Regions from separate parts of the Homo sapiens genome. Here all the other regions are linked to region 2. Evidence: chromatin contacts called from ENCODE Hi-C or POLR2A ChIA-PET data. All regions are on one chromosome and are shown on one strand. The core of a region is the stretch at or near the end of the contact, and the rest is flanking DNA. Distances in the headings are between cores, read along the strand shown.

Region 1 (4,543 bases), core at 1,351-3,850, 340 kb after region 2:
GATGAAAAGTAGAAAAAGGTACCCATGGATCCTGAAGTTTTGGCATGCTAAAAACACCAGTTACTCACCTTCAGGCAAATGAAGACCAACCCATCAAGGACACATTTCTAGAGATTATGGCTTTGTTTTGAAACCTTTTCAGTGATATCTCCTGATGATTTTAGAAGTTTTCTGTGAAGACAAAAGAGTCATTTTGTAAATATCCCTTCGATATTTAAATAATCATATGAACTTCCTGTACAACTGTATTACATTTTCTTCAGTGAATTTTGCGTAGGGTTTGGTTCTATGGGCTTTTCTTTTGCCATATCTAAGCCACTCTGACAATGAGTTGAACGGTACTAACATCATGTAAAAACAAACAAAATCAATTTATAAGCATAGGGCTGGGCCATTGGCTTAGCTATAGTACCTGTAAGAAGGTCTTGAGGTTAATAGAGAACATCAGCAATCAGTGAAGAATAGGACTTGGATATGAAAAAACACAATAGAAAATCAGCATTTATAAAGATAAAATATCAAAAATGAAGCGACAATTGTTCTTTTCTCCTTAGTGTTGGTTGAACTTCATTTAAAGTATCATTTTTACTCTGCAGAGCATGAGTTTAGAAAAAGACATAGACATCTCAGGAATTCAGTGGGGAGAAACCAGGAGGGTAAGGAGATCTGCGTGAGGAATAGTTAAATGAATGAGGCATTGGCCTGCAAGAGTGAATTAACTAGAGTATCCAGTCACCATTTTCAAATATTTGAGAGGCTGTTATGTGGAAGGTGCACACAACTTGTTCTGTAAATACTAATGAGGGAGAGGATTGGGACATAGGGTATGTTTATAAGGATGGAGAAACTCCCAAATTCATGATACAAAATTTTTGATTTTTGAGAAAACTTATTTCTGATATTCTAGGATTTATAACATGTTCCTACATGTTAATTTCTCAGTGGGTTGTCTCTTCCATTTAATTTATAATTTAATAAGTTGACTTAATTTATTCTATAGAACAAGTTCTATAATCTTATATTATTGAAATTTTCTTGGACTTAGTTTCCTCATCTTATTACATACTATTCCCTATGTAAATGTAATCATTGTCCAGCAGAACATAAAAAAAAGTGTTGAATATTTTACATGTACTGAGTTTAAGGGGGGAAAAAGAATGATTTTAACTAAGGTAAGTTGTTTAGGGAAGGCAGGAGAATGACTAGGTTCATTGATTTTCCAATATCATAACTTTATCTGTACATATGATAATTTTATTGGATTATGTCTACCCAAATTCACAGCTGAGAAAATATTTCAGATTAATATCAGATATTATTCAGGGCAATTGGACAGAAGCACACTTATTCATCTTGATGGAAAAAATGAATTTAAGGGGGCCTCTTCTCTTGGAAGTTTATTCGTTTTCTATCCAGTGTGAATTAATCAGAATAAAACTTTTAAAAAATCTGAAAAAAATGTTTAAACTCTTTTTAAATATATATTTGATTTTTAAAATTTGCAAATGGGTAAATATTTTTAATTTTTAATTTTTTTTTTTTTTTTGAGACGGAGTTTCCCTCTTTTGCCCAGGCTGGAGTGCAGTGGCAGGATTTTGGCTCACTGCAACCTCTGCCCCCCAGGTTCAAGTGATTCTCCTACCTCAGCCTCCTGAGTAGCTGGGATTATAGGCACCTGCCACCACGCCCAGCTAATTTTTATATCTTTAGTAGAGACGAGGTTTTTGCCATGTTGCCCAGGCTGGTCTCAGACTCCTGACCTCAGGTGATCCACCTGCCTCGGCCTTCCAAAGTGCTAGGATTACAGGTGTGAGCAACCTCACCTGGCCTATTTTTATTTATTTTTTTAACATTTATTTTAAGTTCAGGGGTACATGTGCAGGTTTGTTACCTAGGTAAACTTGTACTTTTTAACTTTGAGGAACCGTTTTCCATAATGGCTATACTAATTTACATTCCCACCAACAGTGTACAAAGTTTCCTCTTCCACTGACATCCTGCGTGGTCTGTGTTCTTTGAATGGAGACCAGGGACCAGGAACTAGTCTGCAGTGAGCAGGGTGTGAGGCCAAGGCACAAATCACGTGTGTGTTTATATCTGTATAACAAGAAAATGTGCCGCAGGCAGTTTTAACTTGTCTAGTCCCTTTCTTTACTCTTGAAAAACCAGTCCTAGAGTACTTTGGGGAAGAAGCCCAGAGTGGCAATTAATGTTATTCACCCTCCTCCCACTCTGTAAATATGGGCTTTTCCCATGGTTAAGCAGAGGCTGTTTATTAATTTTTTCCTGTACTTTCTCCCTCAGTGATCTCCTGCACTCGTGTGTCCCCATGAATGTGCCCAGCTGTGTGTTAGTCCAGTAATTGCTGTGCTTTAAAGCATCTTTTCTTCTCCCCCTTGAATTAAATCTGTCAATTGTGAACCAGTAAACCAGTTTTCTCAAGAATTTTCAGTGGTTTCTTATAAAATTAGGCCACCAGTACTTTCACTCTTTGTCAATCAAAAGGAGGAAATTCAAGCGAAGTCAAGGTGCATATGTTAGTGAAAACTGAACTCCGGATTGGATGTCAGGTTCTTGTTTCAGCTCTGCCTTTAACAAGCTGGGTGGTGTTGTGCAACTTAGTTTCCTTATTACTAGCATGGAGGGGTGGGACTAGAAGACTTCTAGTTTCCTCCCAGCTCAATGAAAGCAAAGAATGCTTTCTTCTTAAGTTTTATTAGTGTTTCTCAGTATTTCTTTAACCTTCCGTGGATGAACTGCCTGATACACTGGAAGTGCACAAATAGATTTAAAAGTTTCACTTATGAGGTAGGTAATTAGGTTTTATCCAGTTGCTTACAGCATGCTAGGTATTGAGGGGAAAGTTAACTAGTTTTATCAGCCCCTGGTTTGAGTAAGTAGTAGTCAGTGTTTTGAGGAGTTGGGACTAGAAGAAAGAAAGGAGATTTGTTAAAAAATAAAGGTGGGCTGCTGTGTACCTAAGCAAGGACATCAACCTTCAGTTATCAAACAATAATAATTCACAGAATGGTTTTCAGAAAATCTAAACATAGCAATTAAAAATTTCAAGCTGAGATTTGAAGAAATCTGGAAGTTTATCCTTCTGTCTCAGGAAGATTTTATATTTCTGTTTTAGCATTTGAAACTCCAGCTCCTGCCGAATGCTTCTGGTTTCAGAGAGCTCACAATATTATAAGTCCAACTGTTTTGTTTCCAGTGTTGATACACTTTACATGGGTACTGTGTTTTCCAGAGAGTGGAAAAGCACTTTGATTATATACAATACTCATGTGTGTATGATGGGAAAAGATAGTCACTCTATTTTCTTTTTTAGGGGAAGATTAACATTCAACTAAAGGATACTCTGAATGATCATTCTACTTGTGCATCTGACAGGTTAGAAACAGACTGCGAGATTACAATATATTACTACTAATTATTTCTCATATTTTCAACCTTGATATGAGCTATTTTATGATAAGCCCTTGTCTCCAGGAACCTGGAAGTTTCAAGAGCTCTAAAACAATCATTCATAGCAGACTTCTTTACCGTGAGGCTATTCCTGTGTTCATGTTAAGATCACATCATTCTGAGGAACATGGCTCAAAAGAATTAATTTCAAGAATAAGTAACATTGTCTAACATTCTGGCCGTAGAAGTGTTTTCTCTTCCTATATCATGTTTTCCACTTGCGAGGAAAATTTTTAATGAAAAACACTTTGGCAGCAAAAAGAACAAAGCTGGAGGCATTGTACTACTTGCCTTCAAAATAGTATAGTAATCAAAACAGCATGATACTGGCATAAAAACAGACACATAAACCAATGGAACAGAGTAGAGAGCCCAGAAATAAATCCACATATATATGGCCGTTTGATTTTTGACAAAGATGCCAAGAAAACACAGTGGGAAAAGGTCAGTCTCTTCAATAGATAGTGTTGACAAAACTGTGTATCTACGTGCAGAATAAAAATGGTCCCTTTTCTCACCATATACAAAAGTCAACTCAAAATGGATTAAAGATTTAGATGTAAGATATGAACATGTAATAATACTAGCAGAAAACATAGGGGAAAACTCTATGACATTGGCCTGGGTAATGATTTTTTTAATATGACCCAAAAGCATAGGCAAGGAAAGCAATAATAGACAAATGGGATTATACCAAACTAAAAAGCTTCTGCATAGCTAAGGAAACAACAGAGGGAAGAGACAATCAGTGAAATAGGAGAAAATATTTGCAAGTAATACATTTTATAAGGGATTAATATCCAGAATATGTAAGAAACTCAACACAAAAAGCATTAAAAAATTGCCTAAAAACAAATAACCTAATTAATAAGTAGAGGACCTAAACAGACACTTCTCAAGAGAAGACATACAGATGGCCAAAAGGTATATGAAAAATGTTCAGTATCACTTATCATCAGGGAAATGCAAATTAAAACCACAATGAGATATCACCTCACACCTGCTAGAGTGGCTATTACCAAAAAGACAAAAGATAGTTGTTGGTGAAGATATGGAGAGAAAGGAAACTTTG
Region 2 (4,484 bases), core at 1,529-4,028:
CAAAAATCAATTCAAGATGGATTAAAGATTTAAACGTTAGACCTAAAACCATAAAAACCCTAGAAGAAAACCTAGGCATTACCATTCAGGACATAGGCGTGGGCAAGGACTTCATGTCCAAAACACCAAAAGCAATGGCAACAAAAGCCAAAATTGACAAATGGGATCTAATTAAACTAAAGAGCTTCTGCACAGCAAAAGAAACTACCATCAGAGTGAACAGGCAACCTACAACATGGGAGAAAATTTTCGCAACCTACTCATCTGACAAAGGGCTAATATCCAGAATCTACAATGAACTCAAACAAATTTACAAGAAAAAAACAAACAACCCCATCAAAAAGTGGGCAAAGGACATGAACAGACACTTCTCAAAAGAAGACATTTATGCAGCCAAAAAACACATGAAAAAATGCTCATCATCACTGGCCATCAGAGAAATGCAAATCGAAACCACTATGAGATATCATCTCACACCAGTTAGAATGGCAATCATTAAAAAGTCAGGAAACAACAGGTGCTGGAGAGGATGTGGAGAAATAGGAACACTTTTACACTGTTGGTGGGACTGTCAACTAGTTCAACCATTGTGGAAGTCAGTGTGGCGATTCCTCAGGGATCTAGAACTAGAAATACCATTTGACCCAGCCATCCCATTACTGGGTATATACCCAAAGGACTATAAATCATGCTGCTATAAAGACACATGCACACGTATGTTTATTGCGGCATTATTCACAATAGCAAAGACTTGGAACCAACCCAAATGTCCAACAATGATAGACTGGATTAAGAAAATGTGGCACATATACACCATGGAATACTATGCAGCCATAAAAAATGATGAGTTCATGTCCTTTGTAGGGACATGGATGAAATTGGAAACCATCATTCTAAGTAAACTATCGCAAGAACAAAAAACCAAACACCGCATATTCTCACGCATAGGTAGGAATTGAACAATGAGATCACATGGACACAGGAAGGGGAATATCACACTCTGGGGACTGTGGTGGGGTCGGGGGAGGGGGGAGGGATAGCACTGGGAGATATACCTAATGCTAGATGACACGTTAGTGGGTGCAGCGCACCAGCATGGCACATGTATACATATGTAACTAACCTGCACAATGTGCACATGTACCCTAAAACTTAAAGTATAATAAAAAAAAAAAAATTAAAAAAAAATGCAGTAAAAACAAAGAGGCATTAGGCTCAAAGCAGCATGAAATTTGCCCTCTGTTAGTCATCCAAATCCTGCTGATGGTCCCACAAGGGTCTTTGCTCAAGACAGGGTAGTACTATGAGAAGGTAGTGCTATGAGAAGGACCTCTGGGCTGCCCTTGGCTGTCCCAGCCCAGCTTGACCTTGATGCCTGCAAACACCTGCTTTGATTGGAGTTGTCTTGTTACTGAGTGGGTCCAGCTTTCCAGCGCTTTCCAATTTACAAACTGGAAATTCCTGCGGTGAAAGATGTAAAAATTGTTTTTAAATATTAAATATAAAAGATTAAATATGCAAAAAAAACCTGAGGTAGGTGGAACCCTGCCACTTTTGAGACCTTCCGAGAATACTGATGACACCCTTGAGAAGAGTAAATAACTGAGAGGAGCATCAACTTTGAGGAAACACACATCTCATCTTTCTTCCTCCTTCAGTCTCGCCCACAACCAGTTCCCCCACCATACCTGCTTTGACCCCATTTCCAGGATAGGTAGTACTCTCTTGAGTCATTCTTTCTGTTTCCAGCTGGCTCACATTAATAGTGACGCAGAAAAGCTGAACGGCCCTCTTTTCTCTGAAAGAGCTCATGGTTAGATTTAGCAAGAGGCTTCTGCTCTTTCTGTCCTTCCATTGGAGAGTGTCACGTGTCATTCTGTACAGCCCTGGGGTTTTCCCCTCTTCTAAAATTCTAGTTATGAATGGTTATCATAAGTGTGAGTGACTCACCACTCTTTAATATACCAAGGCATAGGCAAGGCTGTGTGACAGCAGTGGCTGGCATGTGCTTGCAGCCAGACACACACCCACCTACACCCACACTGTTTTGCTTTTGTCCTTCAAGGTTGGAAGTGCTGAACAGAGCAGAATCCCAGGTATTGTAGCATCATGGCATAATGTTTTCCACTGAGGCTTTTCCGAGTCAGAAGTGGACAACCTAATTAGGGGGGTTTTAATGTGTATGTGACATATACTCACCATCCTAAGCTGTGTCATTGGAACTGAGGATGTTTTTGACTTTTCCTTCCCACTCTCTTTCTCACTGACCCAGACCCCTTTCTGTGGAACAGAGAAATGGTAGGCAGTGTATCTTAGCCATTTATTAACGGGGCCCAGACATGATCCCCAGGACTTTGCTGACAGGTCTAAATAAGGCTAATCTACATGTTGCCACCAGGAGCTCTATTAAAAAATTGGACAGCTGGGGGAAAGGCTGGCCTACTGGGCTTTTCACTGTTCTGACTGGGCAGCCCAACATCCTATTGCCCTGATAGAATAGAACTCCTCATATCTGCCTTGCTTTCTACCAGGCTCTGGAGCCACTTATTAGCTCTGTTTTAAGAAAATTATTGATATTCTGTGTCTCAGTTTTCTCAAGCATGAAATGGAGATAAAAATTGTACTTCCCTTAAATTGTGGTTATAAGGATTAAAAGAATAAATACATGTAAAATGCTGAAATCAATATTTAGCCCACAGTACTCTTAAATGTTAGTGATTAGTAATATCCATAGCAAGCCTCTTGCTTCAAGCCCTCTTGGGAACTTCCTAAGCTGCAAATATGTGAGTAATATCACAGCCTGTATGGCAGATGAAAGCATAATCTTTGGAAAGTTGTGTGCCTTGACCTGAAAATACTTGGACTGACCATCACTGCCATCGCAAACCATAAGCAACTGAGCACTTATTGAATATGATTTTCTCAACCTGCAGCTATACTTGAAGTCTGTAGGGGCTGAAACTTACCGTTATTTCCAACGCTGTTTGTAGTTCTACCACAAAGCCTGGCCTGTTGTAGATGCTTAATTGAGTTAGCATTGAGGGGCATCATTTTGAATCTTTATCATGAAAAGGACACTTTTGCTTGGCTGAACCTACATTGACACATAATTATGCAGAGCCCACAGTTTACACATGGGTTTGCTCGATTTGTACATTCTATGGATTTAAACAAATATATACCTGTATCCACCATTACAGTGTCATACCAAGTAGTTTCACTGCCCTAAAAATCTTCTGTGCCCTATTTGTTTCCTCACCTCTAACTCTGACAATCACTGATGTAATCGTTTTCTATTTCTGTAAAATTGGTAGTAATATCCTCTTTCATTTCTGATTTTAGTTACTTGAGCTTTTTTTCTTAGTCATTCTAGCTAAACATTTTGTTGATCTTTTCTAAGAGCTTACTTTTGGTTTAATTTTTTTGTTTTTTTTTTTTTGTATCCTGTATTGTATCTTTGTTGTAATCTTTCCTTCCTTCTTCTGGCTGTGGGTTTAGTTTTTTCTTTTTTTAGTTCCTAAAAGTGTAAAGTACATTGTTAATTTGACATCCTTCTTTTTAATGTAAGCATTTACAGCTATACATTTTTCTCTTGGGTCTGATTTCTGTACATGCCATAAGTGTCGGGGGGTTGTGTTTTCATTTCTCTCAAAATATTTTCCAGTTTCTCTATAGTTTCTTCTTTAACCCATTGGCTGTTTGAGTATATTGTTTAATTTCAATGTGTGTGAATTTTCCAGTTTTCCTTCTGCTACTCATTTCTAGTTTCATTCCATTATAATTGTAAGGGATACTTTGTATGATATCAACCTTTTAACATTTGTTAAGACTTTTTTGTTAATAAATGTTTAACATTTATTAAGACTTTTTTGTTAAGCTTCAGTTGCTTAACATTTCTATTCTGAAGAATGTTCTATGTACACCAGAAAAAAGTTGACTTTGTCTAATATAAATATGGTCATCCTTGCTCTCTTTTGGTTGCTGTTTGCATGGATTACCTTTTCTCATTATTTCACACTCAATCTGTGTGTATTCTTAGCTCTAAAATGAATCTCATAAAATTGTATCCTGCTTTCCTTAATCAGTTTTGCCAATCTATGTCCTTTGATTGGAAAATTTAATCCATTTACACTTAATGTAGTTATTCATTGGTGAGGACTTACTTTTGCTATTTTATTTGGTTGCTGTATACATTCTAGCTTTTTCTTCCTCTTTTTCTCCATTACTGCCTTAGTTGATTTCTTATCATGACAAGTTTTGATTCCCTTCTCATTTCCTTTTGTGTACATTTTGTATATTCTTTATGGTCACCATAGGGACTACATATAATATTCTAAAGTTTTAACAATCTTTTTTGAATTTATACCACTTCAGCTTCAATTGCTTACAAAAAATCCTGTTCTTTCTTCTCCTTCACTTTATTGATGTCACCGATTACATCTTTATACATTATATGCCTATAACCACAGATTTATAACTATTTT
Region 3 (4,681 bases), core at 201-2,700, 370 kb after region 2:
TTATGATGCTAGCTGGCTATTTTGCCCATTAGTTGCTGCAGTTTCTTCACAATGTCAATGGTCTTTACAATTTGTTATGTTTTTGCAGTGGCTGGTACCGGTTGCTCCTTTCCATGTTTAGTGCTTTCTTCAGGATCTCCTGTAAGGCAGGCCTGGTGGTGACAAAATCTCTCAGCATTTGCTTGTCTGTAAAGGATTTTATTTCTCCTTCACTTATGAAGCTTAGTTTGGCTGGATATGAAATTCTGGGTTGAAAATTCTTTTCTTTAAGAGTGTTGAATATTGGCCCCTACTTACTTCTGGCTTGTAGGGTTTCTGCAGAGAGATCCACTGTTAGTCTGATGGGCTTCCCTTTGTGGGTAACCTGACCTTTCTCTCTGGCTGCCCTTAACATTTTTCCCTTCATTTCAACCTTGGTGAATCTGATGATTGTGTGTCTTGGGGTTGCTCTTATTGAGTAATATCTTAGTGGTGTTCTCTGTATTTCCTGAATTTGAATGTTGGCCTGCCTTGCTAGGTTGGGGAAGTTCTCCTGGATGATATCCTGAAGAGTATTTTCCAACTTGGTTTCATTCTCCCCATCACTTTCATGTACACCAATCAAATATAGGTTTGGTCTTTTCACATAGTCCATATTTTCTTGGAGGCTTTGTTCATTCCTTTTCATTCTTTATTCTCTAATCTTGTCTTCATGCTTTATTTTATTAAGGTGATCTTCAATCTCTGAAATCCTTTCTTCTGCTTGATCAATTTGGCTATTGATATTTGTGTATGCTTCACAAAGTTCTTGTGCTGTGTTTTTCAGCTCCATCAGGTCATTTATGTTCCTCTTTAAACTGGTTATTCTAGTTAGCAATTCCTCTAACTTTTTTCCAAGGTTCTTAGCTTCCTTGCATTGGGTTAGAACATGCTCCTTTAGCTCGGCAGAGTTTGTTATTACCCACCTCCTGAAGCCTACTTCCTTCAATTGGTCAAACTCATTCTCCATCCAGTTTTGTTCCCTTGCTGGCAAGGAGTTGTGATCCTTTGGAGGAGAAGAGGCATTTTGGTTTTTGGAATTTTCAGCCTTTTTTTGTGCTGGTTTTTCCTCATCTTCCTGGATTTATCTACCTTTGGTCTTTGATGTTGGTGACCTTCAGATGGGGTTCCTGTGTGGACGTCCTTTTTGTTGACATTGATCCTATTCCTTTGTGTTTGTTAGTTTTCTTTCTAACAGGCCTCTCTGCTGCAGGTCTGCTGCAGTTTGCTGGAGGTCCACTCCAGACCCTGTGTGCCTGGGTATCACCAGCAGAGGCTGCAGAACAGCAAAGATTGCTGCTGTTCCTTCCTCTGGAAGCTTCATCTTAGAGGGGCTCCTGCCAGATGCCAGCTGGAGCTTTCCTATATGAGGTGTCTGCTGACCCCTGCTGGGAGGTTTCTCCCTGTCAGAAGTCACGGGGTTCAGGGACCCACTTGAGGAGGCAGTCTGTCCCTTAGCAGATCTCAAGGGCTGTGCTGGGAGATCTGCTGCTCTTTTCAGAGCCAGCAGGCAGGAACATTTAAGTCTGCTGAACCTGTGCCCACAGCCACCCCTTCCCCCAGGTGCTCTGTCCCAGGGAGATGGGAGTTTGATCTATAAGCCCCTGACTGGGGCTGCCACCTTTCTTTCAGAGATGCCCTGCCCAGAGAAAAGGAATCTAGAGAGACAGTCTGGCTACAGTGGCTTAGCCAAGCTGTGGTGGGCTCCGCCCAGTTCAAACTTCCTGGCCGCTTTGTTTACACTGTGAGGGGAAAACCACCTACTCAAGCCTCAGTAATGGCAGACGCCCCTCCTCCCACCAAGCTCCAGCATGCCAGATTGACTTCAGACTGCTCTGCTGGCAGTGAGAATTTCAAGCCAGTGGATCTTAGCTTGCTGGGCTCCCTTGGGGTGGGATCCTCTAAGCTAGACCACTTGGCTCCCTGACTTCAGCCCCCTTTCCAGGGGTCTAACTTTTTCTGTCTTGCTGGTGTTCCAGGCACCACTGGAGTATGAAAAAATTTCCTGCAGCTAGCTCGATGTCTGCCCAAATGACTGCCCAGTTTTGTGCTTGAAACCCAGGGCCCTGGTGATGTAGGTACCGGAGGGAATCTCCTGGTCTGCAGGTTGCGAAGACCGTGGGAAAAGCATATTATCTTGGCCAGGGTGCACTGTTCCTTACAGCACAGTCCCTCAGGGCTTTCCTTGGGTAGAGGAGGGAGTTCCCTGACCCCTTGTGCTTCCTGTGTGAGGTGACATCCCACCCTGCTTCAGCTCACTCTCCATGGGCTGCACCCGCTGTCTAACCAGTTCCAGTGAGATGAGCTGTGCACCTCAGTTGGAAATGCAGAAATCACCCACCTTCTGCGTTGATCTCGCTGGGAGCTACAGACCGGAGCTGTTCCTATTCAGACATCTTGCCAGCCACAATCCAACAGTGGCTTTAGTAAATAAGGAATTATTTTTTCCTACAGAGCAAGAAGTAAGAATATAGAAAATTGCTGGCATTGCTCCCATTGTTCATGATGCTGTCAAGGATATAGGCTCTTTCTACCTTGCATTCTCCTTCCTTCATTTGCTGGCTTTTTCCCCTTTGGCTGAAGGCCCCACGGTTTTTAATATGGCTACCACAACACCAGGCATCATATCCATGCAGGAAGAAGAAGAAAGAGGGAAGGGGAGAGTCCAGCTCCATTGGTCTCTTTTATTAGAAAATATCCCTCCTAGTTGCAAAGGAGAGTGAAAAAATGACTATATGGCAAAGGGAAAGAACATTGTGATTATCACCTTAGAATGGTTGTTCATCACCTCCTAGAGATGAGCACATTGCTCTTGTATACAGACAAGTTCTGATAGCAGAAACAGGGGAGATTAGTCATTGATTGGCAGTTTTTAGTCTTCCACTGTGGAGGAAGAAAATGGAATTGGTGGCAGTCTTGAAGGCCTTTTTGGTAGGTTTAGGAGTTTCAGCTTTATCAACAAATATGTAGTATTTAGTATGTGTCTCCAGTAATTGAATGTGTGTGTTGTCATAAACCATAAGATATTTCAAGAGTTTTAGGTTGAGTTATGTTTATAAAAATTTTTTATCATATTCTAGTTTTATGTACTAGAAAAAATACTTGTCAAATAGGCCTTACATAGGGAGGGTTTTTACAACTTACTTAGAAAAATAACCAGAAATGGTGGACCTATTTATCCACCAGAAGCCGGATGTATTCTGGAGCAGCCTATATGGTTTTAGAATTTCATCCAAATTTGATGCAAGGAGATGCAAGTACTCTCTACAACCTGGCAATGCCAAGTCCCCCAATACATGCCCTTAGTAGGATTTGTGAACACTTAGCCGACAAGTATATACTCAGTGTCTCATGTCTAAATGTGACACAAAAACAGCAATGAGATACTTTTGGAATGACATTTCATCTCATACACAGAATTTGCCTGACTATATGTAATTATGTTAATACTTCAAGTGTTCATTTAATTATCTTTCTGTTAAAATGTATTTAACTTATCATTAAAGTACCAATAATCTTTAGACCAATAAAGTAGATAGTAGGAGGTCTAAAATACAATGATTTATACTATTTTGGAAAAGAAAAATCCCTTTAAGGAAAGTGTTACAAATAAAATTTCTTTAACTCTTTAATCAGGTATTTTCCTACTTAGTGAATATTTATGTGTATGGAAATTCATCACAGGATTGCTTTTATGTCTTTGCTTTTAATACTTGGTGCTAAATTTTAGTGATTATGTAGATTGGTTAAAGTTTTGACCTTTTGGAAGTTTGTTTTCTTGTTGTTGTTATTGATTTTAATTACTTTGTAATAAATTCTAGATCTTTGTAAGATATGTGACCATTATTGGCATCAGTTTGTAAAAGCTATAAGCCATAGTGGTTTCCTTATATGCAAATGAAAGAATGCAGAGGTATACACAGAGCGATTCAGAGGCATATTCAGGAAAGGGGGAGATCATTACATCTTAACCTATTTCTATTTTACCATGTTCCTTTCCTGTGGGAAAACATGAAAATGTGGTGATTCATTAAGACATGTTAACCAGGAAGTAGAGTCCCTATGGCCATTTCACATCTAGAAGAAAAATTTTATAACTGTTGCTAAATAGATTTAATCAATAGGAACTAAGACTTGAGATAATGACAGATAAACAGAGGTACAAGTACTAGAGATATTGCCGTCAAAAATATTTGGTGATTTTTAACTGACCTCAAAGACCATCTACAAGCATTTTATTAGGATTCCTATGTTGTCATTCTCATATAACAACTTGATACCACCATTTCATGTAACATTATTCTGCCATATCTACTAGAAATTAAGAATTGTTGGGGGGCTAGCTAATGTGCTAGGTCCAGAATGTACATTTTTGGAGCAATCATATAAGGATCTAGCTATAAGGATTGTGGATCCATATGAATTCTGTAGGTCATCTCAAAATCTCTGCATATCTAACTTTATTTTTTTCTTTTCTTTCTCTCTTTCTCTCTCTCTCTTCCTTTCCTTTCTCTTTCTTTTTCTCTTTCCTCTTTCCTTTCCTTTCTCTCCACAGAGTCTAACTCTGTCACCTAAGCAGGAGTACAGTGGCATGAACATAGCTTGCTGCAGCTTCAAACTCCTATGCTCAAGTGGTTTTCCTGCCTCAGCTTCCTGAGTAACT

Evidence for each region. A loop is a pair of places that touch in the nucleus more often than their neighbours do. ChIA-PET counts read pairs that join two places held with the same protein, here RNA polymerase II (POLR2A). Pooled maps may share reads with other maps.
Region 1: a pooled map shows a loop between it and region 2 (17-fold over the local background). The contact joins two enhancer-like sites. A Hi-C loop is called at or near these places in 21 of 37 single-sample maps with no recorded cell type and 15 of 50 pooled maps. POLR2A ChIA-PET finds 5 or more read pairs at or near these places in 1 of 52 experiments (GM12878).
Region 3: a loop to region 2 is called in a pooled map, with 6 times the contacts of the local background. The contact joins two enhancer-like sites. A Hi-C loop is called at or near these places in 3 of 37 single-sample maps with no recorded cell type and 10 of 50 pooled maps.

The regions. Positions count from the first base shown.
Region 1 is chr4:104,964,873-104,969,415 of GRCh38, reverse strand. No RefSeq gene overlaps it. Among named protein-coding and RNA genes, the nearest start is that of TET2, 180 kb to the left of the region's middle. Within about 2 kb of position 2,600, at least 11 of the 41 ENCODE cell types and tissues checked have a DNase peak (open chromatin) inside an H3K27ac peak, as active enhancers do; they include GM12878, where a contact is called at or near this core.
Region 2 is chr4:105,303,930-105,308,413 of GRCh38, reverse strand. All of the region lies in intron 2 of TET2-AS1 (TET2 antisense RNA 1), which reads left to right. Among named protein-coding and RNA genes, the nearest start is that of TET2-AS1, 47 kb to the left of the region's middle. RefSeq lists an enhancer at 1,717-1,996. Within about 2 kb of position 2,778, at least 2 of the 41 ENCODE cell types and tissues checked have a DNase peak (open chromatin) inside an H3K27ac peak, as active enhancers do; they include GM12878, where a contact is called at or near this core.
Region 3 is chr4:104,928,005-104,932,685 of GRCh38, reverse strand. No RefSeq gene overlaps it. Among named protein-coding and RNA genes, the nearest start is that of TET2, 220 kb to the left of the region's middle. RefSeq lists an enhancer at 1,698-2,037. Within about 2 kb of position 1,450, at least 5 of the 41 ENCODE cell types and tissues checked have a DNase peak (open chromatin) inside an H3K27ac peak, as active enhancers do.